2 separate regions of the Mus musculus genome follow, and region 1 is linked to region 2. Evidence: chromatin loops called from intact Hi-C (ENCODE). Cell type or tissue: gastrocnemius. All regions are shown on one strand. Links, peaks and the distances in the headings refer to the core of each region. The heading gives the core; the rest is flanking DNA. Region 1 has its middle 42 kb from the start of Gm25915. Region 2 overlaps Acsl4 (acyl-CoA synthetase long-chain family member 4).

Region 1 (15,602 bases), core at 5,199-13,198, 150 kb before region 2:
TGGCAGGGCTAGCTTCCTTTTTTGTGGTCCTCGATCTTTCTAATGTGGCCCTCTGAAGATGGCATTTCCAGCAGCCTTTCATAAGTCATTCATTCACAATAGTAGCTGAACTCCTCACACAAGGTAAGTCAATTTCTGATTCATACTGCTAGTCCTTGCTTCACCTTCACATAGGAAACACTTCTCAAGCTCTCAATCCAAATCGATAAACCTTTTCTATTAAAAAAAAAAAAAAAAACAAAAAACATGGGTAAGCGCAGAACCAAAAGAACCGGAGAAACAGCGATTCTGTTTATGGGAAAATGCAGGCAAGCCTGAACAATGGATGTCCACGTGCATACCGTGTTTATAAATTGGACATGACTTAGATGGACAAAGGATAAAGGAACCAAACACAGCAGCAAACCATTTGCAAGTAGAGTCGTTCACCAGTAGAGGGCAGCACTCATAGCAGTGAAACAACCCAATCTGAACATGGCTTTCCTTGAGTAGGAGACAGGAATCTGCGGTAACAGACCTGAGACTCTGTACCCATTTTGTGGAAAGTCAATAATGGGCTAGGAGCTAGCTGAGGAGGAAAAGGCACAGGTTTTCCTCGTATCCATTAAATTCCATGGGGTGTGTGTGTATGTGTGTGTCCAAGCAACAGAGTTCTTTATGTACTGATGATATGTTAAAAATGGTACTGGGGGCCTGTAAAATGGCTCAGCAGATAAAGGAACCTGTGGCCAAGCCTGAACACCTGAGTTCAATCCCCAGAAGGTGGAATAAGAGAACAGAAAACAGATTCCCACATGTAGTCCTCTGACTTCCATCTGACTCATGTACACACACACACACACACACACACACACACACACTCATACGAAATAAAAATGTAATAAGTTTTAAACGACATGAAATACCAAATAGCATATTGTAACTTGAAACTTTCTTTATGCAAAGATCTTACTTTGATTAGATTTTCCGAGGCCTTTACAACTAGAAGAGAATTGAAAAGATTGGCAATTTAGCACTTTTAATTAAATATAACAGGCATCTAAAAAGTATAGACAATATAACTTGATTTTTCGAGACAGGGTTTCTCTGTGTAGTCCTGGCAGTCCTGGAACTCACTCTGTAGACTAGGCTGGCCTCGAACTCAGAGATCCACCTGCCTCTGCCTCCCTAGGGCTGGGATTAAAGGCGTGCGCCACCACGTCCGGCCACACTCGATCTTCTTTTGGTATAAAGAATTCTTTATCTTATGTATAAGAGTACACTGCCACTCTCTTCAGATACACCAGAAGAGGACGTCATATCCCATTATAGATGGTTGTGAGCCACCATGTGGTCGCTGGGAATTGAACTCAGGACCTCTGGAAGAGCAAGCAGTCAGTGCTCTTAACCACAGAGCCATCTCACCAACCCCACCCTCAATTTCTTAAAAAAAATTAACTTCTACAGATCCAGTGCTGGAAACCTGGTCACAATTAAGTCCTTTCACTTCACGCATTACATGTCAATAGCTTGTCTTCACTGAACGCTGAGACTACTAGCAGTTAGGATGCCGCGTGGAAGTCAAAGCTGGGCCCCTCAGATGAGGGCTGCTCCCAGAAGAGCACCTGCAGCTCAGCCTCCAGCAGCAGTTGCAACATCTGCAGTTGGCTCACCTGCCGCTGAGCCCCGGCAGCCCGGCCTGATGGCCCACCTGGCTACCACTGCGGCCGGTGTGGCTGTGGCCTCTGCAGTGGGGCACACCCAGGGTCACGCCATCACTGGGGGCTTCAGCAGAGGCTGTAATGCTCAGCCTGCAAAGCCCGACATCACTTACCAGGAGCCTCAGGGAGCCCAGCTGCAGAACCAGCAGTCTTTTGGACCTTGCTCTCTAGAGATCAAGCAGTTTCTGGAGTGTGCTCAGAACCAGAGCGATGCCAAGCTCTGTGAGGGCTTCAAAGAGGTGCTGCGGCAGCGCAGGGCTGCAAATGGTTTCATCTAATCAAGAAATTCAGGCTGAAGAGGTGTAAAATTGGTTCTTTATAATTGATAGTACAAGTGTGGACCCTTACTGAGGCTTGTGTGTAGTGTTGGTTACTGGGCAAGTGTTTGGCCTCCTTGAAACTAACTGCATTGTGATTGTGAGTTTAAAAAAAAATAGATTGGTTTTATTCTGAAAAAAAAAAAAACAACAAAACACTGAACAATGAAAGTAAAACATCTGTATGTCCTCCCACTCTCACGTTCCTGGGCTCTTCTGAGAGCCCATACACATGTTTGTGCTTTTATTTCATTTCTGTGCATCCATAAACAAGATGCTTTTCCATGTCTGGTAAGTGGTGATCTGCTCTGCTCTCTGCTGTTTTGTATATTATTCTAGAAGCAGAGCAAACACCAGAAAATAAATGACTGGGAGCCATCTCTATACTCTTAGACGTGTTTATACCCAAACTTAATTTTCCTTTTGAGTTTCGAGTCTGTCTTTGGCATTTTGGAAGAGATCATTAGATTTGGGGGAGTTGCCACCCTACAGGAATCTCAACCTCCCACACACTTCCCCCTGCCAAACTTTTACTCCCCGGGCAAGGCTGTACCAAGAAAGCGTTTGTTTACAGCCTTAAGATGGTCACTCCGCAATTCCCAGTAACAGTTTTCAGAAGGCATCCAAGAAATTCTTGTGTGAGGGATGATATTAGAATTCATATGAAAATGTTTATAGGCCACTTGGATTTCTGCTGGAATATTAATGAGCTATATCTGATTCGGGTCTCTTTCCTTTTTCCTATTGTTTGTTTGAAGCCTCTGCTCTCCAAGAGGGGCATATGAACACAAACTGATGCCAGGAGTTAACATTGTGCACACAAATTTCAATATCATTCTATTACTGAACAGATAAAACCTCTCAGACATGCTCCCCCTCTTTCCTTTATCTCAACAAGTAGACCATTCATTTTACTCAAATGACTATTTTTTTTGAGAGTCAAAACCAAGTTATCACTCATTTTCTAGAAAAGGTATAATGACTTAGAAAAGGGTCCAGGTCAGAAATACCTGAGTACCTCATCTAAATATTGAAAATCCAGTCATCCTGAAGAAAGGGGACAGCCCGGATTTACACATTTGCAAAGTGGGGCATCTCATGTCCCGTTTTCCTCAAGGGAGTTTTCTTTCCTTTGTCATCCTGATCCGCTGCAGTTGCAGGGAGTTATGAGTGGATTCAAATGGGACTGGCTGTGTAGGTGGGGAACTGTAAAATGAAAGTCAAGCAACCCACGCAATCTTTGCTAGAGCTGCTTTCCCTGCAGTGTAGTTAGGCTACTTTTTGTTTATTCCAAAGAATAACTACCGGAACCAAAACAAACTAAAATAGTCATTAGTGCACTTCAGAATAATATTTGAGGTGACAGAAAAAAAAAAGAACCATTTTTTTCTCATTGATTCATTTATATCATCTCTAAATGCTTACTGAATTTTTACTGTTTGGGAATCAGTTTCATAGAGGTTAAGAGTGTAGCAGTAACCAACTCTGGTAAGGTACTGGCTGGTTTTGTGTGTCAACTCGACACAGGCTGGAGTTATCACAGAGAAAGGAGCTTCATTTGAGGAAATGCCTCCATGAGATCCAGCTGTAAGGCATTTTCTCAATTAGTGATCAAGGGGGGAAGGCCCCTTGTGGGTGGTGCCATCTCTGGGCTGGTAGTCTTGGTTCTATAAGAGAGCAAGCTGAGCAAGCCGGGGGAAGCAAGCCAGTAAGGAACATCCCTCCATGACCTCTGCATCAGCTCCTGCTTCCTGACCTGCTTGAGTTCCAGTCCTGACTTCCTTTGGTGACAGCAATGTGGAAAATGTAAGCTGAATAAACCCTTTCCTTCCCAACTTGCTTCTTGGTCATAATGTTTGTGCAGGAATAGAAACCCTGACTAAGACAGTCCCTGTCATTGGGAATCTGATATTCTAGTGGAAAGAAGCAGATATGCAAAATAATGAAATAAGGTTATTTTGGACATTGGTTTGTGACCTGGAGAAAAAAAAATAGAATAAATCCATAGAGACAGACTGTAGATGTGGGTGATTGTCCTTGGAATACTTAGGTAAGGCGTCTCAGATGCACTAACCTTCTCTAGAGTCCTAAGTGAAAGTGAGGCTCTGTGACTTGGCAATGTAAGCCCTGAATATGTTCCCAAGAAAAATGAAAACAAAAGTCTTATGTACAAGCAAAAATATGTTTGTGAGTGTTCAGAGAAGCTTTATTCCAGACAGTTAAGAGAGAGAATAGGAGATATAAAGGAATTTTCGTTTCATTGTGATTTATGAAAACATATAGCACTCAATACTGGGGATAGTTTCCTGTACTATATATAGACCATGAAATTGTATACTTAAAAGGGAAATTTTATTGCATGTGTTATATCCTGATGGGAAAAAAAGAGACAAGAATTAGATCAAGAACACTTCCGAAACACATTTTAAATGGAAAATAAAGGGTGAGTAAGCAAAGGAGTTAGGCCACAGTGATAGGAGGAAAGGGGATTTGGGGCCAAGAGAGCCACAGGTGCAGTGAGAGGAAGGAGTGATAGACTTCTTTGAAGAACACGAAGAAACCAGTTATGGCTACTGTGCTATGAAGGGTGAAAGAGCATAATGAGGGATTGTGTGGAAGAAATACATGGAGACCAGATAGCATGGATTATTTTTAGATGATTTCAATCAATTGAACATCACACCCTACACATAAAGAGTTTTAAAGCAAAGGAACATGAACTAGTTGGAATTTTCCAAAGATCACTCTACTGAATGAAGACTAGTTTGTAGAATTGTGTAAGAGGAGAGGCGAAGGGATCACTGCCATTATTTAAGCAACAGGTATCATGGAGTAAGAGGTAACTTACTCCAGGTGATAGAAAATTATGTGGACTCGGCATGTTTTGGAGGTAGAACTGTCATTATATACTGGTACAGTACGGATATAAGAGAAAGACAAAAGGGTACAATCTCTAAAGTTTTGTCTGAAATTGTGAAAAAAATAACTGTCATTTCGGTCATCTTTTAAAAATATTTTTGTGCACAAGTATTTTGTTTGAATGTATGGAAGTATATCACATTTGTACCTGGTGCCCTCAGAGGCCAGAAGAAGACTATAGATCTGAAAATGGGTTTATGGATGGTTGTAGGGCACCATGTGGGTGCTGGGAACTAAGCCTGCGTTCTCTGAAAAAGCATCAAGTATTTTTAACTGCTGGAACCATTGCCCCAGCACCAAGATTTTCTTTTTCTTTTCATTTTTAATTACGCATCTGTCTCTGTGTAAGGATGTGCGTGTGCATGCAGGTGACTGCAGAGGCCAGAAGAGGGCATCAGGTCCCCTACAAGTGGAATTACAGGCAGCTTCGAGCCGTGGTGAGAGTTGTGTGCAGGATGCTGGGAATTGAACTCAAATCCTCTGAAAAAGCAGTTTCAGTTATCTTTGCATACTGCTAATGCTATTCGAAAACAAAGGATACTGTCTACTCGGAACTCAAAAACCTTGTATATAGATCTCTTTGTTTGTTTAATCACTTTCCCCCACCGTTTACTCTTTGCTCTCTTACACCCTACAAAGAATAGCATGACAATGAAGTCTTTATCTTAAATTTATGCTTCTTCTTGTTGTTGTTTTGTTTGTGTGGATATGGGGTTCAAGAAAGGGTTTCCCCACATAGCCATGGCCTTCCTAGAAAAGGCTCTGGAGAGCAAGCTGGCCTTTTACTCAGAGATCCACCTTCCTCTGAGTGTTGGAATGATAGGAGTGTGCCACCACTGCCCAGCTTTTATGTTTTATCATCACTGTTATTTCTTCCCACCATTCTTGCTTAACTGGCTACATGAGATAGACTTTCTAGAGCATAGACCCTAAGAAGGCACCACCTGGCCAGTTGGAGCTGCCAGGATTCAGAAGGTGAGAGGCTCCATTTTTTTCCTTAGGTGATTTCCACAGACCTTTGACTCATGTCTGGTTTTCAATTACCTGTGTTATTCTCTGCCTCATCTACGTAGCTCACTGGGGTAGCTCTAAGTCTTGGGAAGGAAAGGAGTTTATAATGCAGAGAGACGAGCTGGCCAAATCATTTCAGACAACTGAACTGAAAGGCTCTATATTGTTCATTTAATATAGTCACAGTAATGTATTTTCTCCTATTTACATTCCAGTTTTATAGAGGCTTAGGTTTCTAAAATTGCTCTTTATATTAATGGTGATTTCTAAGTACAATAGATTTCTGGCTAAGAGAGGATATAATTAGTAAGAACTTAATCTTCCATTTTATTAGTTGTGCCAGATTATGCAGTTTCTCATTAAGCTGCTTTGAAAGTGTTCGCCTTTCTTTCACGTGCTGTTTATGTAAGAGTACCTGAAGGAGGCCCTATGCACTCAGTAGGTTTACAATGTGTCCCATAACTGGTCCTTCAAGCCTGGTGTCTTTAGGGACCATCCCCTGTGCTAATAAACAGCCCTGGCACCCAGCCCACCAACATGGTCACAAACTCTCTTCCACAGCCCCCTCACTTAATCTGTCCCTAAGTCTTGTCACCTACATTCTAAACACCTCTAATATGTGCCTAGCTATCTATTTATGTTCTCCCCCACTACTGCCTCTTAGAATCAGACCTCTCTTTCATGTGGAATATTGCAGGAGTGACCTGGCAAGTCACAGTCCTCCCCTAAATTATTCTTCCTGCAACTAATCTGATTTTTATTACATTTATTTATGTGTGTCGTTATCTGCACAAGTACACACAAACAAAGCTATGTGTTGGGGTCAAAGGGCAGCTTGCAGGATTTGGCTCTCTTCATTAACCATTTATATCCCAGGGAGGAATCCAACTCAGGCATTAAGGCTTGGCAGCAAGTGTTGTGTTTTGTTTTGTTTTTACCCACTTGATGGTCCTACTAGGTATTTATATAAATATCTGAATTTTAGTCTCCTGCAAAATCTTTCAATGGCTTCTTGTAGCCTGATGTATAAAATCCAAGACCTTAGTACAGCAATACAGGCTTCTGTTTTTCTGTTTGTTTTGTTTTGTTTTGTTTTGTTTTGTTTTGTTTTGTTTTGTTTTGTTTGAGACAGGGTTTGTCTGTGTCACCCTGGCTATCCTGGAACTCGCTCTGTAGACCAGGCCAGCCTTGAACTCAGAAATCCACCTGTCTTTTCCTCCCAAGTGCTGTGATTAAAGACTACACCGACAGGCCCAGCTAGTTTTTTGTCTTTTGTCTTCATCTCACTGTTTCAACAAACATCACTTCCAACTATTTCCTTATATTCTAGGAATAATGGGTTACTTCCAGTAACCTGTCTGTGGTAGTTTGAATGAGATATTTCCACCAGAGGCTTCTGTCTGTGAAAGCTTAGTCCCCAGTTGGCAGTATTGTTTGGGGGATGTTAGGAAACCTTTAGATGATGGAGTCTTGCTGGAGGAAATATGTCAGTAAGAGTGGGCTTTGAAAATTTATGGCCTCACTCCACTTCCAGTTTGTTCTCTTTGCTTCAAGTCTGTTGTTGAAGATGTCATTTCTTAGCTTCTTGCTACCATGCCATGTGCTCCCCACCACCCCACTATTATGTGCACTGTGTGTGTATAAATAGGAATAAACTCCTCCATTTTGGTAGTGGTGTTCTATCACAGGAATAAACATAAAACTACAATCCAGACTATGTCAGGCATTGTATGCATCCAGGTACTAACATCAGAGATACAGTCTCTCTGTCCACAAATGTTTCTGCTTTTCTCTTTTCCCAGTGTCACTGAAAATCATTTCAAAATCAAACTCAAATGTCTTTTCTCGAAACCTGAGATCTATTCCCTACCCCTGGTAGAAAACACACGTTTAATGAAAAACCACGAATCCTTAGATGCTTGAGTGGATGAACAGTAGGTCATACAGGCCATGTGTGGGTAATTTTGGCCTGTAATGGCAAATGCAGAGCTGGGAAGAATATAAGAATACATCAATAAGTTTGGATGAGGGACATGAAGGGAAGTTGCAGAGAACAAAGGCCTGAGCAAAAGCAGCTTTGTGATTTCCCTTGAAAAATTTTGTTATTGTTACTTGTTTCTTGTGCAGTTGTGGGGATAAAATCTAGGTCATCACATAGGTTAGGTACATGTTCTACCACTAGATAATGTCCCCATCCAGGATGTCTGTGCTTTTTAAATTTTATTCTAATTTAATTTTTAAAATATGTATGCACATTTTCCTTGTAAGCAGTGTGTGTGTGCAAAATACCCAGCCAGACCAGAAGAGGGCATCAGATTCCCTGGAACTGGAGTTACAGACATCTGTGCTAGTGCAAATTGAATCTAGGTCCTTTGGTAGAGCACCAATGTGTTCAACTTCTGAGCTATCACTCCAGCCCCTAGGATGTCTATTTTAAAAATGCTTTATTAGCATATAATCATAGTACAAAATGTTAACGACATTAACCTTTCACTACTCTCTTCCCTCCCCCTCATTCTATCTTCCTGTTCCCAAAGTCATTGTCGTCTTCTTCTTCTTCTTCTTCTTCTTCTTCTTCTTCTTCTTCGCCTTCGCCTTCTCCTCCTCTTCTTCTTCTTCCTCCACCTCCCCTTCCTCCTCCTCCCCCCTCTGCTCCCCCTCCTTCCTTTTTTTAATCATTCATACCTACCTAGGATCCATAAATGTTCTGGTTTGAATAAGAAATGTCTCCTATACACTCACATATATTAGAGCACGGTTTCCTGTTGATGGTGATGTTTGGGGAAGTTGTAGAATGTTTAGGAGGAAGAGCCTTGCTGGAAGAAGTATGACACTTGGGCTGGGCTTTGAGAATGGGTAGCCTCACCCCATTTCTAGTCTGCTCTCTCTACTTTATTAGACAGCTCCAAAGTGACCAAAGACATCAACTCAAACCCCAAACTCTGAAACTGCCAACGTTTCTTGTCATTTGGTTTCCTGATGATAGCCATTCTGACTACGCTATGCTAGCAAGGGTGCGGGGAAAGAGGAACACTTAGTTCTTGTCTGTAGGGGTACAAACTGGGGCAGCCCCCATGGAAATCAGTGTGGAGATTTCTATGAGAGCTAAAGGTAGAATTACCAAATGATGCATATAATCAAAGACTTAGTTTATTTCTACAGAGATACTTGAACATCCATGCTCGTTGCTAAACTATTCTCACATAGCTAAGGAATGGAATCAGCTTTAGTGTCCGTTAACTGAAGAGTGGAGCATCAAGATCTGGTAAATAAATAAAATGGTGTTTTATTTAACTGTAAAGACAAATTAAAAATGTAAAATATGCAGGTAAATAGGTCTGCCAAAGTTACATCAAATGAGCTTACCCAAGACACAGGGAAAAAAATTCACATTCTCCTTTATATGTCAATTCCAGTTTTGTTTGTTCAACTTGGGGTGCCTATAGAAGCCAGGACTTTATAAACTACTGAGAGGTGGTCCTTTAAGAGAGAGAGAGAGAAGTTAATAGAAGGCAGGAACTATGAAAGAGAGGAGGAAATACTGAGGTGCGGTTGGAATGAGGATGGCCTCCACAGGCTCATAGATTTGAACACCTCCTTCCCAGTTGGTGACACCATTTGGAAAGGATTAAAGAAATGTGGACTTCTTGGAGGACTGGTGTCAGTGGGGGATGGGCTTTGAGGATTCAAAAGCCCATACTAGGCCCAATTTTGTGCTGTCACTGTCTCTCTCTCTCTCCCTCTCTCCCTCTCTCTCTCTCTCTCTCTCTCCCTCTCTCCCTCTCTCCCTCTCTCCCTCTCTCCCTCTCTCCCTCTCTCCCTCTCTCCCTCTCTTCCTCTCTCTCTGTCTCCCCATGCAGATCAGGGTGTAAGCTCTTAGTTACTTACTACCCAAGCACCATGCCTGCCTTCCTGTTGCCATGCTTTCCACTGTGATGATCATAGATTCTAACTCTCTGAAACGGTAAGTCCCCAAATAGACTCGTGCCTCTGTAAGTTGCCTTGGTCATGGTGTCTCTTTATAGCAGTTGAAAAGTAACTAGAAAGGGCAGGAAGCAAGGGGGCACTAGGGATGGGAAAGGAAAGATGCAGAGGGAGTGTTAACAAAAACAAAGGGCTTATAAAAATCAGAATATGGAAACTCGACTCTCCTGTAACCAAATTTAAAAATACACAATTTATAATGATAAAAAGGTATTTTAGGGATGAAGAAGAGATGGCTCACTGGGTAAGAGTATATACAGAGTGTATACTGTTCTTGCAGGGGACCAAAATCAGTTCCAAGCATACATGTCAGGTTCTAACAACCACCTGTATCTTCAGCTCCAGGGGAATCAAATGTCTTAGGCTTCTCTCTCCCCCTCTCCCCCTCTCCCCCTCTCCGCCTCTCCCCCTCTCCCCCTCTCCCCCTCTCCCCCTCTTTTGCGGCGCTCAACAGGCCAGGAAGAACGACGCTGCTACAGGATCCTTCTGCACACATTTATTCAGTCCTGTTTCTTCTTTCTCCATATATCTCCCTTGTTTATATCTCCCTTGTTTATATCTCCCTTGTTTATATCTCTCCCTTGTTTTTATATCTCCCTTGTTTTTATATCTCCCTTGTTTATATCTCTCCCTTGTTTATATATCTCCCCCGAACCCTGGGCCTCACTCCTTTTATACTCTCTCTCATCCACGCACCGCAGGCCACGCCCCCTCGCCAGTCGTGAGGCTTCAGCTAATCAGGGCAGCAGGGGCAAATCTCCACCAAATTGGATTCACCTGTATCCTGGTACACCTGCGCAGCACTCAAGATGTTTGTGTCTTATATGAGGAAGTCAGGTGCAAGTCATATGACTTAGCTGCAGTCCCTGGCGCCTTTGGGACTGCCGCCACACCCGCTCCCCACAATTCCCCCTTTCTTTTTTGGCAGAGAGAATGTCTGTAGATAGCCCCCCGCAGCCATGCCCCTTACCCGTCCTTGGGTGACAAACAGCATTGGTTTGATCCCTGTCTTAGGTTGGTGACATGCCCAGGGAGTCTTATCACTGACTACCTCTCAATCATGCCAAGCCACTCCTGGGGAGATTGTGTTTTGCTTGCGGCAGGTGCATCAAAAGGCCAGGATGTTGATTAATCTATGGCCAAATCTTAATTACTGCAAGCAAGCCTCATGGGTGAAGGTAGAGGTCTGATCCCCAGTGTGCAAGCATAGGGGCCCTACACAAAACCATCTCTTAGGCTCATCACCCAGAGAGGTCTTGGCCAGCTCCCGTGTCGTTTTTCCTGAGGGAAGGGAACTAGGACACTGAACCTTCATGCAATCAGACATGCCTTCCACAGGATGCCAACAGCAGCTATCCTCTGTGCAGTGCTTAGCCTCGCACCCCACGGCATAACGCAGCATAATTTCTTTTAGAGCGGCAAACCGAATCTGAGGAGATTGTCCCGCCTCCACTGCAGCAAAAGCCTACGCTACCATGGCGAAAGTGCGGGCCGCACACTCTGCACCTAACACATGTGCCAAACACAAAACACACACACACTATAACAAGCATACATCCCAGGGCTCTCATCCCTGCTCATCTTCCCTGAAGCAAGGGATAGATGGCCAGCGGGGCTATCTCTTTAAGGGGAATTCAGGGATCAAAAAGCGTGGAAAAATTTGAATGTCATGTCGAGCTGGTATCGGCTTCTGGAATACCGAAAGGATCTCCCATCTCGGCTCCATCGTTTGTGCTTGTGGGATCATCCACCACATCCACAGGGGCAACTGGATCAGGAGCCTCATTCTTGCAGCGTCTCACCAATCTCTCCAGCACCCAAAGAGGTTCCATCTGGTCCTGTGGAAACACACAAACAGACCCTCTCGCCCACGTCAACACCTGATCCTGTCGATCCCCAGGGGGATGGACACAATACCTCGTGGTGATGAGACCATAACCTCAATCACCTTGTGTCCATCTGGGGAGTCAATACGCCAAATCTCTGGACAGAAGGTCCACCTATAGGTGGCTGCTGAGGAGGCATAGGGAGGAGGCACAGAAGCTAATTCGCCTTCCTCCTCCACCTCGGCTCTTTTATTTCGTCCTTCCTGACCACCTGATAACACTGTGTCTCCTTTCTTTTTCCTTTTTCTTTTTAAGCCCTTTTCCTCTTCCGACATACTTTCTTGTTGCTCTGTAAGGATTTTCTGACCTGTCTTGACTGCCTCTACACACAGTTTCAAACAGTAACAGAGTCCATATATCAGAACAAACAAGACCAAAACTATCAGACCTACCCACAAAGGGTCAATGGGAGAAAAAAGCATAACTACACAGCGAGGATCTATTGATCACTACACTGAGGTTATCATAGTTCCTTAACTTGTCCCCAAACCGGGAACCTTAACTTGTCCCAAAGCCTGCTTCCTGGCAACTTTATATTCGCCTCTATTTTATCCGAGGTCCTTCCCAAACTCCTGGGTTACTTTGTGCCTACTTCCTGGCAACTTTATGCTCACCTCTATTTTATCCGAGGTCCTTCCCAAACTCCTGGGGTTGCAAGTTTCACTCACCATGAACTTACCCTGCCGGCAACCACTGACTGCTGAAAGTTCTGAACTCGGTGGGGGAGTCGGTTCCCCGTACGGGCCACCAATTGTCGCGCCCGCTCTCGACCAGCAAGAACGACACGACCACCAGTCCTTCTAACAGCAGTTTATTCAGCAAATTTCAGTCTTCCTCTCTCTTCTTTATCAGTACCGTTCCCCAGCTGAAGAGTTCTGAATCCACGCCAGATCCTTCTCAACAGTCTGTTTTACGGGAACACTTCATTAACCCCTTCTTCCCCGTTATGCAGTTCTGAATCCTCCCTGTAGCAGGGGGTCTTCGCTCTTGCCTGAAGATGTTTCTTTTCCCGGGTTTTCAGCACCACTTGTTGCGCGCACTCAACAGGCCAGGAAGAACGACGCTGCTACAGGATCCTTCTGCACACATTTATTCAGTCCTGTTTCTTCTTTCTCCATATATCTCCCTTATTTATATCTCCCTTGTTTATATCTCCCTTGTTTATATCTCTCCCTTGTTTTTATATCTCCCTTGTTTTTATATCTCCCTTGTTTATATCTCTCCCTTGTTTATATATCTCCCCCGAACCCTGGGCCTCACTCCTTTTATACTCTCTCTCATCCACGCACCGCAGGCCACGCCCCCTCGCCAGTCGTGAGGCTTCAGCTAATCAGGGCAGCAGGGGCAAATCTCCACCAAATTGGATTCACCTGTATCCTGGTACACCTGCGCAGCACTCAAGATGTTTGTGTCTTATATGAGGAAGTCAGGTGCAAGTCATATGACTTAGCTGCAGTCCCTGGCGCCTTTGGGACTGCCGCCACACCCGCTCCCCACACCCCTCTCCCCCTCTCCCCCTCTCCCCCTCTCCGCCTTTCCCCCTCTCCCCCTCTCCCCCTCTCCCCCTCTCCGCCTCTCCCCCTCTCCCCCTCTCCCCCTCTCCCCCTCTTCCATCTATAATTAAAAGTAAAGATAATCTTTAAAAGGATTTATCTTACATGGCTGAAAAAAGTGGCTCCCAGAAGCCATGGATTATTCAACAAATCTCCAGAGCCAGGAGTAAGATATCTTCTTTTAAATTATTGGTCACTGAAGTCCCAGAGGCTCCCCATCACCAAACTGCCATTCCTCTTGCTTGCCAGCCAGAACTAGTTAAGAAGAGCAACAGCTCTGGATAGTCTCACCGGCTCTGCACAAGAGTCATCAACAGTGAACACATGCATGGGAGAGGATCTCTGGAGGTCTTCCTGGATCTCACAGGACATTCGATTTGCTACAGGGAGAATTGTTACTTCTAGTTATATGCCCACTAGGCTCTAACGAATACTGCCAGCCCAGTGATCACACAAATGGCCTTGGTTAAGCTAAGTGGGTTGCAAAAGCAACCTAAAAGTCATAACTCTGGGAAAGGGACTGCAAGTGATAAAGAGGGCTGACAGGAAGAGGAATGAGGTCAAAAAATGAGTGCAGGGGAGAAACTAATCAGTACACATTGTATCCATGTACAAAATTGTCAAAGACAAAACTAGTTAATCAAAATGAAACACCACCAACAAGGAAAACAAGATAGGGACTGGGATGTAGCTCAGTTGGTAGAGTGCTGGCCTACCATACACAAACCCTGTTCCATCCTCAACATTGCCACATACCAGATATGGTGCCACAAGGATGAAATCGCAGCATTTGGTTAATCAGAAGTCCAAGGTCATGCTCAGCTACAGAACGAGTCAGAGACCAGCCTGAGATCTATAAAACTCCGCCTCAAACAACAATGACTAATACAACAACCAAGGCTTTAGGGCATAACTCAAGGCCCTGGGTTTGATGGCCAGCACTGGAAATAATATAATAATAACGACAGCAATAGCAATGCCCAAACCAAACAACCAACAAAACAAACAAACTAACAAAACCATGAAAAGCTTAAAGAAAACTTTATTCCTCTGACCTCTTTAAATCCTATGTGGTTCATTTGACTTGTTTGATGCAGTTTTTTTTCATAAATTGAAGAAATGTATCGTTGTCTCTCCATAATTTTTGCAAAGAAGAGCCAGCCTTATTCTGTAGTATTTGCATGTGGTATCTCATTCCTTCCTGTGTGCATACATGGAAGATGATAAACAAATACTGATTACTGAATGGATAAAATAACTGAGTGTGTATATACTTAGAGGTGCTGAAGTCTCACATAGATTCTAGTTCATTTAACAGCAGAGGACACTAAGGTCAAGGAAAATTGCTTACTGTGCAAGTGGAACAAAGATGGAATTTGGATTCTAGACCCTAATGGGATCTAGTGTTTGGGGGCAAATAGCTTGAGAGGTTTAAGCTTTTATTTATCCCTGATTTTATATAGACTGAACAAAGTCAAATAGAACTACATTGACAACCGTGAGAAATGACCAATTGAAGCAATGCCTTGGCTTTGGAAAGCTAGAGTAGAAAAGTCATTTGAACATAACTTTGGGGTTTTGCTGTCTGCTTTGCATAGATAAACAGTTAGGAGTTTCCTGCTTTCTGATTCATCTGCAGTTAATTGCTTTCCGCTCCTCTTAAAAATCTGAGAAGCAAGCTGGGCATAGAGACATGGGACTGTAGTCCCTGTGCTTGAGAGGTAAAGGCAGGAGGACTGTTGGAAGATAGCACGTTCCAGACCATTGAGAGCCAGTAGTGAGAACCTGTCACAAAACAGCAACAAAGAAATCCAAGGACCAGGGTTGAGCCTGTAATTCAGTGCAGGAGCATTTGATGGGCATAAAGGACACCCTGGATTTGATTGCCAGCACCACAGAGAAGATCCAAGAATCTAAGCACAGTCTGCCTTGGAACGCGTCCTCGTCGGTGGGTAACTTTTCCTAAGCGCTTAGCATAACGTGGTTCCAAGCTAATATAGCAGCTCCATTTCTTTTCAGTTATATGTGTTACATGACAATTAGGCAAATGGATGAACTCTTTTTTTTTTTTTTTTTTTTTTTGGCTTTTTGAGACAGGGTTTCTCTGTGTAGCCCTGGCTGTCCTGGAACTCACTCTGTAGACCAGGCTGGCCTCGAACTCAGAAATCCACCTGCCTCTGCCTCCCGAGTGCTGGGATTAAAGGTGTGCGCCACCACGGTCTGGCATGGCTG
Region 2 (15,602 bases), core at 3,499-11,498:
TGCAGATAGACTTCCAGTAGGGCTGTATCACTTTCCCAAACCAACTGGGGGCCAAGTGTTCAAATTCCTGACCCTGTCAGCGACATTCTCATTCAAACCATCACACAAAGGTAGCATAGAATTTCTTGGAAGCAAGTTGCTTCCACAATTGGAACCTAGAAAAAGTAAGGCTTTGGTTCACCTTTTGTGAGTTATGCGGCCCTTAATTGGGAAGCCATGTGGTGTTTATTCCCACAAATAGAAATGTCGACATTAGCATCTTCATTTAAACACAATTATACATGCTATACTTTTTTAAAGAAGCAAAACAACTCATCTCCTAAGAATGTTAGAAGTTTGTTTTTAGCGTCAAGTATATAAGGCCAGGATTTTTATAGGCAACTAACTTTAATATATATATATATATATATATATATATATTGCACATATGTGTTACTTTTTTAACATTTTGTTGATGACCAAGACATTAACTATTACTTTTTTTATCTTTTCCAAAGAATTTCTCTTACCTGCACTTTCACTTTTGAGTTTCAGTTGCCCACATTCAGCCTGAAAATATTAAGTGGAAACTTCCAGAAATGAACAGTTCATGAGTTTGAAATACGTTTTGCCAGACTATCTTGTTAAAATTATTTTACTGGTCCCCATTGCTCTTAATCTTTCTCTGCCAAAATTCCAAATTAAACTTTACTAAAGAGATGTGTAGACAAGGAAACACTAGCATGGGTAAAGTATGGAACCATCCACAACTGCAGGCATGTAAGGAATGTCTTCTATTTTCCTCCCTGGATAGCAGGGATGGGTACTCTACTTCCTTACAGGTGGTAATCCCTTAAAACTTGGGCAGTTATAGAAGAGATGACTGCAAAACGGAAATCTTTGCAGGGACTTACTTGCCTACCTTCTTTCTTAATCCCTGACTTATTCATGTATGTTTCGAGATTGGATCTCAATATGTACCCCGGAAGGAGATAACTCAATAAGTTATCCCGGAACGCTCTGCTTATTATTTGTGTGCCTTTGCACACATGGAAGATTGAGCACAGTTCGTGAGAACAGGCTCTCTGCTGCAGCCTTGTGGCCTCTGGGGATCAAACTCAGTCAGGCCTGCACATGGTGCCTCTACCCACTGAACCCCCCTGCTTTCCCTGTTGCTGTTTGTAAGCAACATGACTTTTACAGCTTAGCCATTTCTTTTGGGACTTACTTGCCTAGGTAGAATTGAATAACTGGTAATTGCCAGGCCCTGGTGTATAAAATAGTAAGATTAAAACGGTATTTTTTTCCCTAGCGCAGTAGGTTTTAATAGTGGGGGAGAAATAGGCAAAAAGGCTCCATGGATGGTGCTAGCTCTACTATTTGTGAGAAAAATACTTTTGTTGCAGGATGGCTGCCCACTTCCTGTCTTTCTGTGTCACCCTACATTTCTACCATATACTTTGGCTATATGAAGTCTTTCTCCTTAGTTGGTGGGCTAGTGCTGAAATGGTAACATTTAGTAGAATGGGGGGGGGTTCAAAAGTAACAAGTTTCGGCTAGCTGGTACTTTTCTCAAAACAACTTTAACTGTAAGGACCATATTATCTTGGTTTTATCCATAGAGGATCCTTGGTTTTCCAGCTATCGTTGATCTTGAACGTGGTGAGACTTGTGATTGTGCCCAGTCTTTAATTGAAGGACCACGTTGCTCAAGATAACTCCCTGCAGGAAGGAGGAGGTGGATGATGTACAAGGTCATTACCAGAGATGAGGAGGAAGTGACAGTGATGATCTGGACTCTGGGTGTCCTTTGAATTGTGAAAACCAGACATTTGCAATTCAGTTTGTTGTATGATATTTAAAGAGCAAGTTGTGTCAACCTGATGCAAGCTGGAGTCATCTGAGAAGGGAGCTGAATTGAGGAAATGCCTCAGTTAGATTGCCCACTGGCATGTCAATTGGGTATTGTTTTGATTAATGATTGATATGGGAGGGCTCAGCCCATTGTGGGCAGAGGCACACATTGGTAGGTGGTCTTGGGTTGTTCCAGAAAGCAGGCTGAGCAAGCCAGTGAACAGTGTGGCTTTATTATGATCCTGCTTCAGTTCCTTGAGTTCCTGCTCTGACTTCCTTGGGTGATGAACTGTAAGCTGTAGATGAAATAAATAAGCCCTTTCCTCCTCAAGCTGCTTTGGGTCACGGAATTTATCACAGCAGTTGGGATCAATATGAGGCTCTGCAGTGTTAAACTTCATGAACATAGTCTCCAGTAAATATTTACTAAATATAAAACGAGTACTCTCTAACGTTCATAATGGAACTGATGACTTGAAGAGATAGCAAGTAACTAATTTGGAAGTAGTGACTTTGATTACAGTTTTTTTTTTCAGCTGACGTTTATTTCTCTAGTTTTGCATCATTCTTAGCTAAGAAAACAAACCATTTAAACTAGTTTCTGGATGATGTAACATTTGATTACAAAGTCATGGGAAATACTTCTTTTGTTTAGGAGGAGTGACTATAAACTAAAGATGGAAAATTGTTAGGCTTGTCAGTTGATTAAAAAAAAAAACTATCAAACTTTTGGTCCTTTTACCTCATACTCCTAAGTGCTAGGATTAGCTTCTGCCTCTCAGTTAAAGAAAAGAAATGAGAAGGGGTTGGAGAGATAGTTCAGCAGTTAAGAGCACTGGGCAGCTCTTCCAGAGGATCTGGGTTCAATTCCTAGCTCGTAACTGTCTGTAACTCTAGTTCCAGGGGATCTGACCCCCCCTTACACAGATATACATGCAGGCAAAATACTGGTGCACATAAAAATAAACAAATCTTAAAAAAAAAAGAAAAATAGCAGTTCAAAGTTGGACTGTATGTATACAGATTCTCTACAGCATGCCCACCTTTTGGACCGTGCAACAAGATGTGGTCATTGGCAGAGTTTATGTTTGAGAACTACACAATTGGGAGTTGCAAGAAAAAATTGTAAAATCAGTTCGTAATGTGTATGATTTTATATTGGACCTCATCCCTAACTCTCCTCGTCCGCATTCAGCTCAGAGGCTGCAGGTTGTAACTGTGCTTAGAGTTTAGTTCTCAGCCAGGTTTGAGAGTTCTTGGTTTGAGAGTTCTTCCTTCTGGCTTCACTGATACTGCCCCAGTACTGATGGAAGACCCGGATGTTACCTGAACTGGGCTCCTGGCTCTCAACCTCAGTTCTACTTTCAGGCATGTTTGACTTGGAAATTGTAAGATAATGGCATCATTTATTCCTCTTTTAAAATATCTTCAGAGAGTCTGGAACACTTGTTGCTCTTTCATGAGACTCCTGTTTAGTTCCCAGAGTCCACATGGAAGCTCACAGTCCTTTGGAACTCCACTTCCAGGGGATCCAGTGCCCTCTTTTGGCCTTCATGGGTACCAGGTTTGCAAATGGTGAACAGCTCTACATGTGGGCAAACCATTCACAAACATAAGCAAAATGTAACTCTAAAACAATAAAGAAATAACCTTAACTGCAAGTCACTCTTGCCAAGTGACAGAGACAGCAGAGCTCAAGCGGCTGCGAGGTAAGAAAGAACATTTCACAACATCCTATTATGCTGCTGACCTTGGCCTTGCTTTTGAAGAAGGGTAGGCAGCAGATTGCTCCAGACACATGAAAAGGCAAACTAACTTTCTTTTACTGATGTTGACACTGGTTACAGAGGTTGCAAAGAGGATTGGATTGCTGTCTACTTGAAAGATGACACTTGACATTAAGTGATCACAGACATAAATGCGGAGGGGTGTCTTCAAGGCACTTTTCATCTACGATCCCACAGAAGTTAAATGTGTTTGGGTTTATGGGCAGGATTCATCAGCACTAAATACCAACATAGAATCTGGTTGGGGTGTTTTCTTAGCTAGCCACTGTATGTGAATACATAGATCGTCTTCCTTAAAAAGTATTTCATTGAGATGGAAGAAGGCTTCGCATCTGCATGAGATCTTGTAGTACTCGGACACTTCATTTCTAGTCAGTTCTTATGTGTTTTTACTTTGTTTTTCTGTGCCTGAGAGCATGCTATGTAAATGCTATACCACTGAGCTTTGTACCCTCAGCCCTAAGCTTTGATTTTGGCATTCTGGATATATGTCTTACAGTAAAGCATCTTAAATACCTGGGTAAAAAAAAAAAAAAACAAAAAAACAAAAAACAACAAAAAAAACTCCCTTGGCTATGTTCCACCAGGGATCTAAACTATTCCAGATTTTATACTTCCTAAAATAATATAACCATGTGGGGTATTGTTTGTAATCGTTGACTGGTCAATATATGAGCTCGGTCAGGACCTTTAGTTTGTGCTTTTTTAAAAATTTAATTTAATTTATTATTATTATTATTTGGTTTTTCGAGACAGGGTTTCTCTGTGTAGCCCTGGCTGTCCTGGAACTCACTTTGTAGACCAGGCTGACCTCGAACTCAGAAATCTGCCTGCCTCTGCCTCCCAAAGTGCTGGTATTAAAGGCGTGCACCACCATGCCCGATCACTTTTTTTTTAAAGGTTTATTTTATGTGAGTACACTGTAGCTGTCTTCAGACACACCAGAAGAGGGCATCAGGTCCCATTACAGATGGTTGTGAGCCACCATGTGGTTGCTAGAACTTGAACTCAGGACCTTGAAAGATCAGTCAGTGCTCTTAATCGCTGAGCCATCTCTCCGGCCCCTTATTTGTGTTTTTGGACATGGCATTTTTCATTCCTCTGTGCTCTTTTAGAACCTCATATTCATTCTTTGTTGTGCACGTGTTTTCATGGCCTGACGTTTAAATGAACTTTTAAAATAAAAATTGATTTTAAGTAAGCAAGCCAGATAATCCTCTCCCCACCTTTTAGCAGTAGCACGTATAACTGGATACTCAGTAGCTATTATTAATAACTTTTAAAAGTCTGTAATCATCTAGTTGGACGAGAAGATTTGCCTCGTCTGTGACCTTCTCCTGGTGTACCTCTTTATCTATATTAGGCTGCTGTCTCCTGAAAATGTTGTTTATTGAACACCAAGTTCCATGAGGGCAGAGCACAGCTTATGGGCTGTTTCTTGAACAGATGCTTGCACATGCATTTGTAACTACTAAGGATTTGGGAGAGTAGCTGTTTTTGAATGTGACAGAAAACAGTTGTCAAGACTGTATTTTAACTTTTAATTCATTTCCTAATCAACTCTCCATGGTATGGTGATTACAAACCAATCAGGGGATCCTTCAGGATTTGTTTCTTGCTTCAGTAAACTTGGTCCAGCAGAGTCATACCATTTGTATATTTAAGGGAGACTCAATGGCATAGCTGCCTCTACAGTTTTGTGTTATAATGTTAGAAGGTGTGATGATTTACTGATCAAGAGTTTAGTTTACCTATTATGAATCCTTAGGAATGGCTTAAATAAATGACTCCTTTTTAAAAACGGTCTTATGTATGTATGTATGTATGTATGTATGTATGTATGTGAATACACTGTAAATTCTTACAATTGGTACATACTTTTGTTTTCTGGCCCCGCCCGCTCCAGTCCCACTTGCTCATTTACATTTACTAACATACATTTATTTACTATATGTGAGTACACTGTCACTGCCTTCAGACACACCAGAAGACAGCTTTGGATGCTCATTACATGAGCCACCATGTAGCTGCTGGGAATTGAACTCAGGACCTCTGGAAGAGCAGTCGGTGCTCTTAACTGCTGAGCCACCTCTCCAGACCGATAATCTGTATTTTTAATTGTGACATTAATGCTGATCTTACTGCTTTTAAATGAACACGTTTTATTTGGAGCGATATTAAGCCCATAGAAAATATATTAGAGATGGTGCTACAGTCCATGTATAATTTGTACTGTTTCCCCTAATTTCAACATTGTTTATAACATAACAGTGGCAAAGCAATTAAGCTAGAATTCACTTTGTATTACCTAGGTGTTGATTTCTGTCACAGCATTCAAAGTACTCTATACATTTATTTTAGAATATATAGAGACAATTACAAAAATAAAGTATGGGTAATCCTAAGAGACAACTGAGTTTTAGCATTTTTTAAATAGACACCTTTGTCTGTTTTTCTATGGAGAATATAAGCCCATTTCTCACAAACTCTGGATTTCCCTAAAAGATAGGCTGCCAAACATATTTTAAATACATTTTTGAAATTTTCCTTTTTACACTTAAATATAACATGTCTTTTCTTTGGTAATTTTTTACTTATATCTGTTGTTTTTTTAATATGTTATTCCTTCACCTTAAATACTTTGTTGTATCTCTGTTCAGTTAATTCTTTATTACATTAAGTAAAAGGCCAACTATGTTTCCAATGCTTTTTTCACCTTAAAAAAAAATAGAACTATTACCTTTCAGCCGTAGTACTGGATTAATAATATATGCGTATGTCAAATTGAACTATTTAAGTTTGTGGAATTAAAAAAAATGTATGTAGTGAACTTTTGACTGTCATACTTTTATGTGGTTCACCCTGAATTTTGCAAATGCTTTCTAGGTTTTTCTAATCCCTCTTTCTCCACTGAGAATCTCCACATTTAGAATAGGGTACTGACATACATATTTAGGCCAAAGTGGTAACTAAACTTACCTTCCTCAAGTCTCATAACCTACTTAAGGCCTATGACGACAGAACCTTGAATGTGTTGCCTATCAGTATAGAAACTGACTGGAGTTTTCAACTTAAGCTCTGTAAAACAGCCTGATCTGTCTCCAGGTTCATTTCTGTGTTGCCTAGCTAGTTACAGTGCTGCCACCCAGTGGCAATGTATAGAAACGCTGCTATTATTGCTGCATTTATTTTTCACCATTTCAAATACTTTTTCTTGTATGTTCTTCTTTGTTCATGGTTTCATCTTCTGTTTTTTTTTCCTCCACTCAGGCCACTAATATTTGCGTGTTTCAGCTGATATTTAGGGAGCTGAACACGAGCTGTATAACGTGGTTCTGATAGTCTATTTAAATAAAGACTTTGGAATATGGGACACGATATTAATAATAAGCGTAAACATACCGAGTGGATTCTTGTTTGCTCTGCTTTATGAAGTTATGGTTCTTTGCACAAAAGGGCACTTATTTTGTATTTTGGTAAGAATATGATACTTCTTTTGATGTTTAATGGAAAACTTCTCGTTGTATAAGAAGAAACACTCCTGTAATATGTGAAGAGCTCATACTTCAGCGTAGCATGAAAGCTGTAGCTTAGAAATTCTTCCTCAATTTCCTCTTGCTGTTATTTGCCATTGTCTGACTGGTCATTTCATTCAATATTCATTTAAGGAACACTTAACTAAGCATCTACTTGGAGTCTGCCCTGTACCCGTATGGTGCTCCCCAGTGTTGCAGTGGTGATCAAGAGAAGCATGGCCTTCATCTTAAATAATGAGAGAACTAAAGCAGGAGACCACAAGTAGAAGTTTAAGTGCGGAGCTCCAGAGTGCTTTGAGGGCCAGTGTCAAATGCATGTGACACAGATGGACAGTCAGAGAGGGCTTTCTACCAGAACTGCTTAAATGAAGATGTAAAGGAAGCCGGAAAAGGGAAGAATAGAATGTTCCTGACAGAAGAGAAATGATGTGCTAGGAAAGGAGGTGAAAGACCAGAAGTCATTGCTTTTGAGAAACTATAAGTTCATCATGGCAAAAGGTGTGGGCACTAGCCGTGCTCTCCCTATTTTATACTTGTGGTAACTGGATCTAAGAGGTCACCAGCCTCCAGTAAGTGGCCCAGCCAGCAGTTGAACATAAGTTGTCTAGTTGTGGCATATTGACCCCTGTTTGTTCTGCAGGCTGCCTTTCATCTGGGCTGCCTTAAGCTCGGGTGAAGCATGGTGCCTGTGAGCCGGTGAGAGCTCTGCTCTCATTTCTTAGCATGCTGAGGCTGCACTGGAGACCCAGAGAATTAACTATTCCAGCAGCTGGCATTTATAGGGTCTGCATTAGTTTACAAACATTCAGATTCGCTTTAGTCTTTTGTCATTGGCTGGTAGTCAAACAAGCATTATTTGATATGCATTGCTAAGGTTTCCAGAAAAGTATAGATGGGAAATTATAACTGGTTATGTTATGTTATGTTATGTTATGTTATGTTATATTATATTATATTATGTTATTTATTTATTTATTTACTGCCAAAAAAAGCCTCCAGAACACAAGATGTTCATTAATCTGCAAAAGGTAGAAATTTTGTTTGATTTCTGAAGTTAACTTGTCAACATATTTTTTTTGATTTTCAGTGTTAAATTGGAACTCAGTTTCAATATTTGAACTATTGTCTTTTAAACTTGCATGAATGTAAAAATAAAAATTAAATGGAGATATTTCTTCCACTGCATATGTTTTATTTCATCTTAAAATATAAACTTTTGGGCTGGAGAGATGGCTCAGTGGTTAAGAGCACTGACTGTTCTTCCAGAGGTCCTAGCAACCACGTGGTGACTCGCACCCATCTGTCATGGGATCCAATGCATTCTTCTGGTGTGTGTCTGAAGACAGCTGCAGTGTACTCATATAAATACAAAAAAAAAAATAAATCCTTAATCCTTTTAAGATGAAGATTTTAATTTGGAATCAAGGCATTATTGTAGATTTTAGGTGGATTGTAAATGCTCAGTTGTACATAAGCTAAAATTGTAGCTTTTGTAAGACTATAACGTATGTGCACACATATGTGAAGGAGAAGTAGGGGATGACAGACAGACAGAAGAGACAGTGAGGTTAATGCTGTGTAGCTAGTGTTCTTGTTACTCATGTATGACACATGACTATGGATTCAAAGAAGAGTTTGAACCTGCAAGTGTTTTCAGTATAGTGATCATACATCTATCTGTATTTTCTGTATGTGGGATAACTAGAGACAACTTTTTTTTTCTAAAAGAGGAGTCTGATTCTACTGTAGGATGACAGCTCAGCTACAGTTCTTGGGAAGCTTGGAGATGTGACCACGCTGATTCTCCTTTCTTCGTGATAAATCATGGTTTTTGGAATCTAGCTTCTCAAGTGTTACTTCTGTGCAGTTATAGCTAAGTTTCCTTTAACGTGGAAGGCAACGTTGTTTTGAGTAAATCTCTTGTTGTGTATTGCAATAAACTCCTGTGCATAGCACATGGCTTTCTTGCCTAGTCGTCAGGATTGTGAACTTCCTGCAGCACGGCCCTCTTGAGGTTACTGCAGGACACTTTCAGAGACCCGTTGACCTTACAGGAAGTGAGATTACTTAATGATGCTTTACGGCTGCCTGAAACATTCTGAAATGAAAACTTTGAGGGAGAGAAATGATTCAGCCTTTCTCTGCGTCCTACTTTGTGAAATCATCCAGGGCACATTTATAAGGTATCACATTTCCTTGCAGTGTCTCAAAGCAAGACTGTGTTTGGTAAAGTGATAGTCTCTAAAGTTTCATGTTTGTTTCCAGAGGCCAGATATTAAACAAGAGGTACTAAAAAAGGGTTCACTATTGAAATCCCTTCAAAGACCCTCTGATTACCAGTGTAGAAAGCAATACTCTGTAGTCTACACACAGACATTAAAAGGGTTATTAAGTATTATATTATGTAGTTGTCTTCTATCATTTGTATTCTTGTTTGTTTTAATAGGAAAGATAGATGGAGCGGTGGACTCCAGACATTATTAACACTTTCATTTGTGTGTGGGACGCTTCATAGTTGCTGGCTTTTTAATGGCATCTATTTATTTAGTGGTAGTTGAAATATTTCTGGGGTGACTCGTGGGACCACAACAGTAATATTTTTTTTTGCTAGTATTTGCTCATTTATTTGTGCAGAGGGATGAAAATAAGGCCCTTGGCCTACTAGGTAAGCACTCTTCCCCTGACCTGCAGCCACACCATGCCTTTGTTAGTTTCATTTTAACAGAGGGAATGGCAAGGATGCTTAGTCTTAGCAAACAGCATTATAGTTATAATAAGAAAAAGGTTGTTGATTTGACTTTAAATCTGGTTGAAAGATGGAAATATCGGGTGGCTGTAGTGCACAATTTTAATCCTGGCACTCAGGAGGCAAAGACAGTCAGATCTCTGAGTTCGAGGCCAGCCTGGTCTACAGAGTGAGTTCCAGGACAGCCAGGGCTACACAGAGATACCCCATTTTGAACCCCTCCTCACCCACCCTAAAGAAAAAAAGAAAACAGAGGAAGTATTCAATCTAATTGTATTAGTATATTTGAAATCAGATCTTGGCTTCTTTTTAAGTATCACTTATTCTCCTGAGTTGGTTCAAATTTTACCTTTGGGGATGATATATTGATTGTCACTTATCAACACAGAGAAATATATCAGCATAAATTAGAACTAACTGAAAGTCTTTCTTATTATTAGTGAAACATGGATTATATTCTCTGTGGAAGCTTTAAAAAGATCTAAGACAAATTTAAGGATAACGTTTTTTTTTTTAAAGCCACCTATAATTCTGCAATCTGGACATTTCCGTTTTGAAGTGTTGCTTAGATGCTGCTGTTCTTGGTTTTTCTCCTATCTATAAACACCATTCTTCTTCTTTTTTTTTTTTTTCAAGACAGGGTTTCTCTGTGTAGCCCTGGCTGTCCTGTAACTCACTCTGTAGACCAGGCTGTCTTCAAACTCAGAAATACGCCTGCCTCTGCCTCTGCCTCCCGAGTGCTGGGATTAAAGATGTTTGCCACCACCGCCTGGCTCAATACCATGACGATAGATAAGGCATTCTGTCAGTCCGTGGATGGTGGTTTTAGCAGAGGCTTTACGTGCAGGAAAGGCAAATCTATAACCAGAATAAGTGTCTACTCCAGTAAGAACAAAACGCTGTCCTTTCCACAAAGGAAGTGGTCCAATGTAGTCAACCTGCCACCAGGTTGCTGGCTGGTCACCTCGAGGAATGGTGCCATATCTGGGGCTCAGCGTTGGTTTCTGCTGTTGGCAGATCTGGCATTCAGCAGCCGCTGTAGCCAGGTCAGCCTTGGTGAGTGGAAGCCCGTGTTGCTGAGCCCAAGCATAACCTCCATCTCGACCACCATGGCCACTTTGTTCATGTGCCCATTGAGCAATGACAGGGATGGCTGGGGAGAGAGGCTGACTGTCCACAGAACGGGTCATCTTATCCACTTGATTATTGAACTCCTCCTCGGCTGAAGTCACCTTTTGGTGAGCATTTACATGGGACACAAATATCTTCACATCCTTTGCCCATTTGGAGAGATCTATCCACATACTTCTTCCCCAGATGTCTTTCTCACCAATTTTCCAATTGTGATCTTTCCAAGTCCCTGACCATCTAGCCAATCCATTGGCTACAGCCCATGACTCAGTGAATAATCATACATCTGGCCATTTCTTCAATGAAAGTCACTGCTGGTTTATCAGACTCTGCAGAATTACTTTCCTAACGTGGGGAAGGCATTATTTCAAGTGGTGGTGGGGCTGAGGGTACTGCTTCTTCAGGAGGGGCAAACCCTTGAGAATCTGAAGATTCAAAATTCTCAGCTTCAACATGGTCTTCTCACACATCCCCATCTCAAGTTATAGGATTCCATTCTTTGTCAATTAGTACCCTTTAACTGTCGACACACTCTGAGGCTGAGACTTGAATTTTCGCTGTAGTTCAGCCAACCTTACAATGAGGATTTCAGTTTGATTTTCTGCAACTTGAGCTCTATTGCTACAAGAGAGAAGATTCTCCTCAAGGACACACTTAGCAACTTTTAGATCGTTTACTTGTGTCTGGAGCCTTTCGATTTTATCACACAACTCCTTCCTTTCATTCATCATTTTTTCCCCAGATGCTAAGAGCAGCCAGCCAGTAAAATCATTTTCCGATTTTTTTCCCCATCTTGTAGAAAGCTTTGTACACCGAATCACCTAATTCATCAAGAAAATCAAGGGCATTAGCTTCTTTAAGTTTGAAATAGTTTCAACCATGGGTCTTCAAAATTCTCTGAGCTCCCAGGAGGGAGAGAATCTGGAGAGGTTTCAGTAGTTGAAAGTGCTGGTGGAGCAACAAGCCAATTCCAGTATTTTAAAAGATTCATCCTTGTACTTCTGTTACTCTAGAACCACTCCTGGTACCAACTTCTGTATTAGTTAGGGTTCTCTAGAGTCACAGAACTTATGGATAGTCTCTAGATAGTAAAAGAATTTATTGATGATTTACAGTCTGCAGCTCAATTCCCAACAATGGCTCAGTATTAGCTGTGAATGGAAGTCCAAGGATCTAGCAGTTACTCAGTCCCACACCGCAAGCAGGTGAAGGAGCAAGAGCTAGACTCCCTTCTTCCAATGTCCTTATATTGTCTCCAGCAGAAGGTGTAGCCCAGATTAAAGGTGTGTTTTGCCACACCTTTAATCCTGGATGACCTTGAACCCAGAGATTTAATCTGGAATCCATAGCCACTAATGCCTCAAGATCTCCATACCAAGATCCAGATCAGAAACTTCTATCTCCCAGCCTCCAGATAAGGGTCACTGGTGAGCCTTCCAATTCTGGATTATAGTTCATTCCAAATATAATCAAGTTGACAACCAGGAATAGCCACTACAAGGCCTCTTAATACACATTGCCAAATTTCCTTTTGGTTTTTAAGATTTATTTTTATGTATGTGAGTACACCGTAGCTGTCTTCAAACACACCACAAGAGGGCATCAAATCCCATTACAGATGGTTGTGAGCTACCACGTGGTTGCTGGGAATTGAACTCAGGATCTCTGGAAGAGCAGTCAGTGCTCTTAACCACTGAGCAATCTCTTGCACCCACCAAAATCTTTTGATAAAACGTGTTCGAGTTTACACATTACTGTTTTTTTTTTTTTTTTTTTTTTTTTTTTGAGACAGCATTTCTCTGTAGCCCTGGTTGTCTTGGAATTTGCTATGCAGACCAGGCTAGCCTTGAATGTAGAGATCTGCCTCCTTGAGTGCTGGGATGAAAGCAAGTACCATCACACCTGGCCAATTTCTATCCACTTTAACATCATATTTAAAGTACTCCTTTTTATTTGAATTTGATGGCATCAATTTATTTGAGTTGGCCCTATATTTGATGAAACCATAATTTAGTCTTACCTGTTTTATCTAATAAAAACTGTTCAAGCAAAACTGGAAATAGATGCACAGTAATGTAAGTGCTAGACTGTAAAGAGTTGGTGACACTTTCAGTAATAGGATGTATTTTAAACTATAAGACCCTGTTTCTTTTCTTTTTTTTTTCCAGAAAACTTTTTAAAAAATTTTTTTTATTACATATTTTCCTCAATTACATTTCCAATGCTATCCCAAGAGTCCCCCATACTCCCCCCCCACTTCCCTACCCACCTATTCCCATTTTTTTGGCCCTGGCGTTCCCCTGTATTGGGGCATATACAGTTTGCGTGTCCAATGGGCCTCTCTTTCCAGTGATGGCCGACTAGGCCATCTTTTGATACATATGCAGCTAGAGTCAAGAGCTCCGGGGTACTGGTTAGTTCATAATGTTGTTCCACCTATAGGGTTGCAGATCCCTTTAGCTCCTTGGGTACTTTCTCTAGCTCCTCCATTGGGAGCCCTGTGATCCATCCAATAGCTGACTGTGAGCATCCACTTCTGTGTTTGCTAGGCCCCTGCCTAGTCTCACAAGAGACAGCTACATCTGGGTCCTTTCGATAAAATCTTGCTAGTGTATGCAATGGTGTCAGCGTTTGGAAGCTGATTATGGGGTGGATCCCTGGATATGGCAGTCTCTAGATGGACCATCCTTTCGTCTCAGCTCCAAACTTTAAGACCCTGTTTCTAAAGATATATTTTTATTAGTTTGCACAGAGGAAGTCACAAATATTTTCCTAAAATTCTAATTACGTAGTGTTCATTATATTAGTCATTTCTATGATTATAGCTATTTAAGACATGTTTTCTTTTGTGTGTGTGTTTTCTTTCTTTTTTATTAGATATTTTCTTCATTTACGTTTCAAATGCTATCCCCAAACCTCCTATACCCTCCTCCCACCCTGCTCTCCAACCCATCCATTCCTGTTTCCTGGCCCTGGCGTTCCCCTGTACTGGGGCATATAAAGTTTGCAAGCCCAAGGGCCTCTCCTCCCATTGATGGCCGACTAGGCCATCTTCTGCTACATATGCAACTAGAGACACGAGCTCTGGCTGTACTGGTTAGTTCATAATGTTGTTCCACCTATAGGGTTGCAGATCTCTTTAGCTCCTTGGTACTTTCTCTAGCTCCTCCATTGGGGGCCCGGTGATCCATCCAATTGTTGACTGTGAGCATCCACTTCTGTGTTTGCTAGGCCCCGGCATAGTCTCACAAGAGAGCTATATCTGGGTTAAGACATGTTTTATGTGACTTTTATAACATCTGGATAAAAAAAAAATCTTACAAATTTTGTGGAAAGACACGACCATAGTATTTTCTTACCAAGTAACAAGCACTTCCTTGAAGTGCTATTCAGATTTTTTAGTATTTTAAGTGAAAGCTTGGAAATCTAGATTCATCCATGGAGTCTAGCATACTTCTTGCATCACCTTGCCAGGCAGCAGCTTAGTTCAGTGCGTGCTGTTCTGCAGTTTATTGTCTAGGATATTTGCATTGGTGCAATGTAATGGCAGTGCTCATCTCCTACCTAGTGGTTGTTTCCAAACAGTCAAGCAGGATCTGCCACAGATAGCAGAACAAGTTAGGCTCCTTCAAGTCAACTATCTTAAGAAATGTTTGCTCACAAAGCCTTGTGATCGAGGAAAGGGTAGACTCGCTGTGCATGCTCACTGCTGCTCATGCTTATTTGCATTCATTGTAAGTTGGAGAAACATCATAGCCACACACACAAGTCTTCTACAAATAGACAAGAATTAATGTCCTATCTTTTTAAGGTTTCTGAGCCATGATTGACATGTAAACGGGGGGGGGGGGAGAGAGAGAGAGAGAGCGAGAGAGAATGAATATGAATCTCTCTCTATGTGTTTTAATACAGGGTTTCTTTGTGTAGTCTTGGCCATCCTAGAACTAGCTTTGTAGATCAGGCTGGCCTCAGACTCGCAGAGGTTCAACTGCCTTTGCCTCCTGTTCTGGGATTAAAGGCATGAGCCATCAATACCTGGCAAAAGTTGAATATATTTAATATACACACCACAAAACCATCACCACAGTCTGTACAATAAACCAATCCATCACCATCTGAATTTTCCTCTCATCTTATTCTTTGCATATGGCTGACCAGAATACTTCTGAAAAAGTTCCCTCTGAAAAAAATGTAAGTGTACAAGACAGTCTTGTTATCTCTAGTCAGCATATTGCAGAATAGGTCTTTAGGAATTATGACTGAAACTTTATGTTCTTTGACTGCTACAACCTTATTTTCTTTCCTCTCAGATCCTGGTAAACTACTTTTCCGCTGGTGTGTCTATGAAGAGTTCCCTTTTAAACTGATTCACTTCTTTCTATTCTAGTATTTTTTAAGTGTTTTGTGGCCTGCCATTGCAGCGCCTAGGAGGCTGGGGCATTAGGATTGCCAACCTGTGCTACACACAGAAAGGCTATACCTAAAATAACTGCTTATTTGGTTTCTAAATTCCCCAACATTGTTAATAAGGAGTAGAATTTGTCCACAATTTGTCTCAGTTGAAGTCTG

Evidence for each region. Peaks named below come from ENCODE experiments on the same cell type or tissue, not always from the same donor. Only the 100,000 strongest peaks of a DNase experiment are listed, where the experiment ranks them.
Region 1: it touches region 2 in a loop (9-fold over the local background); 40 of 42 quality-filtered maps call a loop at or near these places.

What each region holds. Positions count from the first base shown.
Region 1 is chrX:142,519,815-142,535,416 of GRCm38, reverse strand. It overlaps the pseudogene Gm4995. Among named protein-coding and RNA genes, the nearest start is that of Gm25915, 42 kb to the right of the region's middle. In gastrocnemius, for the core only: CTCF peaks have their summits at 5,296 (motif pointing right) and 8,233 (motif pointing right); a DNase peak (open chromatin) is centred at 8,252.
Region 2 is chrX:142,363,728-142,379,329 of GRCm38, reverse strand. The region is part of intron 1 of Acsl4 (acyl-CoA synthetase long-chain family member 4); the gene reads left to right. Among named protein-coding and RNA genes, the nearest start is that of Acsl4, 19 kb to the left of the region's middle. In gastrocnemius, for the core only: a CTCF peak has its summit at 6,778 (motif pointing left); a DNase peak (open chromatin) is centred at 6,765; H3K4me3 peaks cover 434 bases; H3K27ac peaks cover 2,058 bases.